Regions from separate parts of the Homo sapiens genome. Here region 1 is linked to region 2. A link is a loop called in an ENCODE intact Hi-C map of the cell type or tissue named here. Cell type or tissue: PC-3. All regions are shown on one strand.

The links. A loop is a pair of places that touch in the nucleus more often than their neighbours do. Peaks named below come from ENCODE experiments on the same cell type or tissue, not always from the same donor. Only the 100,000 strongest peaks of a DNase experiment are listed, where the experiment ranks them.
Region 1: a loop joins it to region 2, with 3.0 times the contacts of the local background. A loop is called at or near these places in 1 of 110 quality-filtered maps.

The regions. Positions count from the first base shown.
Region 1 is chr13:94,715,173-94,717,672 of GRCh38, reverse strand. It overlaps SOX21-AS1 (SOX21 antisense RNA 1), which reads right to left. Exons shown (of 2, transcript NR_046514.1): 2 at 1,728-2,500. Among named protein-coding and RNA genes, the nearest start is that of SOX21-AS1, 3.7 kb to the right of the region's middle. In PC-3, a CTCF peak has its summit at 1,456 (motif pointing left); no DNase peak of the experiment used is centred here; H3K4me3 peaks cover 888 bases.
Region 2 is chr13:95,019,358-95,021,857 of GRCh38, reverse strand. ABCC4 (ATP binding cassette subfamily C member 4 (PEL blood group)) reads left to right here. Exons shown (of 31, transcript NM_005845.5): 31 at 176-2,023. The coding sequence ends at 283. Among named protein-coding and RNA genes, the nearest start is that of LINC00557, 61 kb to the right of the region's middle. In PC-3, no CTCF peak of the experiment used is centred here; a DNase peak (open chromatin) is centred at 1,347; H3K4me3 peaks cover 829 bases; H3K27ac peaks cover 2,500 bases.

The DNA of each region.
Region 1 (2,500 bases), 300 kb after region 2:
ATCACAGGGTTTTCCTAAAAGTTAAATAGAATAATGTGTGCAAAAGGTGTGGTATCTTAAAACTCAATAACTGATAGCTATGTATTTTTTTATTCTTTTAAGAAGCAGAGCCACTCAGCAATTTAGCTCTAAAGCAGACCCGTCCTTAGATAGGAACCTGAATATGAGTGGGAGGAAGGCACAGGGCTGGGCAAGCCAGAAGCTGGAAGAGGGGGACAGTCAGAGTGACTTCTGTAAAGCCAGAAGCATGGCTTATCTACCACCCTGCTGGGATATTTAAGAGAACCCCCTTTCTCAGGTTTGTTCTTCTCAAAATAAACGGGGGCATGGTTGGTGATTCATCATTCACAAGGAACCCCACCCTACCAAAAGCCAGTCTCCTCATGTAATAGCTACAGAAGGCTGGAAGTTTTCACTACCCAGGCCAATGACACCCTCACTATCCAACCCTCCTCATTCATTTCTAGTTTTATTCAAGATTAGCTCCCTCTCACTTACAAAACAAAAAAGGTTCTTATCCTAAGAAAATTATGCTTTTATAGGATTCTTGGGATTTGACATAGGTACTTTGTGAAGTTGTCTGTTTTGAATTATTTGTATTGTCTTTTTTCTCTTATTTTTTTTTTTGCGGGGGGCAAGAGGGGACTGTTTTTGACATTGTTTTTCCTGCTCTATCCTCTAGGTAAGGCTCCTTTTGAAAATGTCAGCCTGCTTGAGCCCTGCTCAGGAGACATGAGGAAAGGTGTTCTCCATGATTGATCTGTATATTCCCAGTTTCCAAGTGTGGCAGTAACAGTGAGAATAAAAGGACAGAAATCTCAAAAGGATAAAAAAATTAGCAGGCACTGGTGAAGGGCCACTCTTACAGCCGTTGCTTTCCATCATGACTTGACCTCAAACAGCTCTTTTTGTCTCTTGGGCTTTACGGAGATCATGTGTTTGGGATTTTTCCCCCTTTTGGGGGCTAATAGGAGTGAGACCAGAGAACTGTGGCAAAAGCCTCAGGGTTGGCTGTTGTCACAGTCTTCTCATTTTCTTCTTAACAGGACAAACAGGCTATATCACCTCTCTATGCAGGTATGAAAGCTTCTGAATTCTTCCACTGCACTTGCTTAAGAACAGATCTCCAACATTCTCTAACAACAGCTGTCAGCTCTCAGTGTCCATGAATGATTATTTGGCCTCTGCACTTTGAAGGTATCACCTTCACTGCCCATCACTTCCATCTAGTCACCTCTCATTACCCCATTGGCTTGCTGCTTTATCATCCCTATGGTTCTAGAAAAATGTGACAATGAGCCACCTAGGTGAAAATCCAATGAGAGAGAGGAGGATGAAATGATGGGGGACAATGATTCTGTTCACATTGGGACCCAAGAATTCTCCCCTCCCTTGTGGAAGAGAAAGCAAGCAAGCCAGCCTGTCGTGTTGCCAAGGTATTTTTTATTCCCCAACAATCTCATTGCTGCCTCCTAGTGAAAGTTTTAGAATTGAAAAGAGACTATTTTCTGGGGAGAATTGAAGGGGGAAAAGAGGAAACTCAATTTACACAGGCCCACAACTTTTTCTGAGGGAGTGTCACTCAGTTTCCGACTAGATACATTTGCGATCACATATATCACTGTGGCCGCAAGGGAAATACAGACCCACACGAATTCTACCGATCAAATCTATACTGTTCTTTAGGTGTTTACAATCAAGAGTTGACAAAATAAAGCTCATCAAACTTACAATTCTCTTTCAATTTATTTTCCTTCACTATTCACTCACACAGACTATTCCATTTCCTATATGCTGGGATTTTTTTAATCTTTAGGACAAAACTGAGCAAGAATAAAAATATACCTCTATCAATTCAAACACAAGATATGAGGAAATTAAAAGCAAATTTACATTTTGGTACATATGAATGAAAATGGCTTGAAAATTTACTTTGTTAAAAGCTCAACCAGATTCAGGCAAGAGGTGTGAAGGCTGGTTAATAACAGCAATGCCACATTGCCTTTCTTTAATGAATGGCCGATTATGAGGGCTCTTTCTTTGGTTGTGAAGGGTTAGGCCAAGAATATTGATCCCCTAGAAGCCAAGAACTAAAACCAAATCTTTCCTATTTTGAAATGTGGGAAGTTTCATTTGGTGAATAGACAAGCACACAAATAGTCATTTTCTTCTTATGACACCTTTGTTTCCCACAGTTCAACATTCTTGGACTTGAGAGTGTTCAAATTTGGCTCATTTAATATCACTAGACAGACAATATTGTAAATGTATACTGGAAAAAACTATAGCCAAGGAACCTTACATATATTATTCCTATAAGACATTGCACATGTAAGCATACATTTCAATCATATATACAAACATTTCTAATGTAATAATTTATTGCAGTAGATTTTTACACTTAAATTTGAATAGTATAAAATCACTTAACTCACTAATATAAAACACATTTTCACAATCCTTCTCCCTTTTTATGTGTCAAAATAATTTTCACGATTAA
Region 2 (2,500 bases):
GTTTTAGTGGGGCTAATTTCTCTGTACAGTAGATTCATCCCTGTTCTTAAATTGTGCCTCAGTGAGGGATATGATTTGCTTCACATGAAGAAGTAGACACAGAAGTGCATTGTTTCAGGGAGGAGACTTTAAAATTTTGAAACATTCTTTTTATGCTTACCTTTTTTTTTTCTAGGTATACTTCAAAAGAAATTATCCACATATTGGTCACACTGACCACATGGTTACAAACACTTCCAATGGACAGCCCTCGACCTTAACTATTTTCGAGACAGCACTGTGAATCCAACCAAAATGTCAAGTCCGTTCCGAAGGCATTTTCCACTAGTTTTTGGACTATGTAAACCACATTGTACTTTTTTTTACTTTGGCAACAAATATTTATACATACAAGATGCTAGTTCATTTGAATATTTCTCCCAACTTATCCAAGGATCTCCAGCTCTAACAAAATGGTTTATTTTTATTTAAATGTCAATAGTTGTTTTTTAAAATCCAAATCAGAGGTGCAGGCCACCAGTTAAATGCCGTCTATCAGGTTTTGTGCCTTAAGAGACTACAGAGTCAAAGCTCATTTTTAAAGGAGTAGGACAAAGTTGTCACAGGTTTTTGTTGTTGTTTTTATTGCCCCCAAAATTACATGTTAATTTCCATTTATATCAGGGATTCTATTTACTTGAAGACTGTGAAGTTGCCATTTTGTCTCATTGTTTTCTTTGACATAACTAGGATCCATTATTTCCCCTGAAGGCTTCTTGTTAGAAAATAGTACAGTTACAACCAATAGGAACAACAAAAAGAAAAAGTTTGTGACATTGTAGTAGGGAGTGTGTACCCCTTACTCCCCATCAAAAAAAAAAATGGATACATGGTTAAAGGATAGAAGGGCAATATTTTATCATATGTTCTAAAAGAGAAGGAAGAGAAAATACTACTTTCTCAAAATGGAAGCCCTTAAAGGTGCTTTGATACTGAAGGACACAAATGTGACCGTCCATCCTCCTTTAGAGTTGCATGACTTGGACACGGTAACTGTTGCAGTTTTAGACTCAGCATTGTGACACTTCCCAAGAAGGCCAAACCTCTAACCGACATTCCTGAAATACGTGGCATTATTCTTTTTTGGATTTCTCATTTATGGAAGGCTAACCCTCTGTTGACTGTAAGCCTTTTGGTTTGGGCTGTATTGAAATCCTTTCTAAATTGCATGAATAGGCTCTGCTAACGTGATGAGACAAACTGAAAATTATTGCAAGCATTGACTATAATTATGCAGTACGTTCTCAGGATGCATCCAGGGGTTCATTTTCATGAGCCTGTCCAGGTTAGTTTACTCCTGACCACTAATAGCATTGTCATTTGGGCTTTCTGTTGAATGAATCAACAAACCACAATACTTCCTGGGACCTTTTGTACTTTATTTGAACTATGAGTCTTTAATTTTTCCTGATGATGGTGGCTGTAATATGTTGAGTTCAGTTTACTAAAGGTTTTACTATTATGGTTTGAAGTGGAGTCTCATGACCTCTCAGAATAAGGTGTCACCTCCCTGAAATTGCATATATGTATATAGACATGCACACGTGTGCATTTGTTTGTATACATATATTTGTCCTTCGTATAGCAAGTTTTTTGCTCATCAGCAGAGAGCAACAGATGTTTTATTGAGTGAAGCCTTAAAAAGCACACACCACACACAGCTAACTGCCAAAATACATTGACCGTAGTAGCTGTTCAACTCCTAGTACTTAGAAATACACGTATGGTTAATGTTCAGTCCAACAAACCACACACAGTAAATGTTTATTAATAGTCATGGTTCGTATTTTAGGTGACTGAAATTGCATCAGTGATCATAATGAGGTTTGTTAAAACGATAGCTATATTCAAAATGTCTATATGTTTATTTGGACTTTTGAGGTTAAAGACAGTCATATAAACGTCCTGTTTCTGTTTTAATGTTATCATAGAATTTTTTAATGAAACTAAATTCAATTGAAATAAATGATAGTTTTCATCTCCATTCAGAGATCTGTATTTCTGTGCTTCAAGGGATTCCTGACTCATGTTCTTGCTGATGAATGCCAGTGAGTTTTCCTGAGATCGAAAAATACAGTATCAAAGGATACCTTCTATCATCAACCGGTTCTCTTGGCAAATTAGGTGTACCAAGTATTCTAACGGGTAGATTTCAGTGGGTTTCAGACAGTTTGAAGCAGTTGCTATTTAAGCAAGTCCATTTGCACCATTCTAGGAAGAAAGAGTATTAGCTTATGCCTCAGGCTTGAGCAGTATTAAATGGTTGAGGTTTTTGCTTTTGGTTTTGGTTTTTAAGGTGACTTTGTCCAAAACTAACAAGAAACATCTACCGCTGTTACGCTGAAATCACTATTAAATAATGATTCTCAAAGTGTGGTCCCTGGACCAGCAGCATACCGCATCACCTGGGAACTCGTTAGAAATGCACCTTTTTGTGCCTCACCGCAGATCTACTGAATCA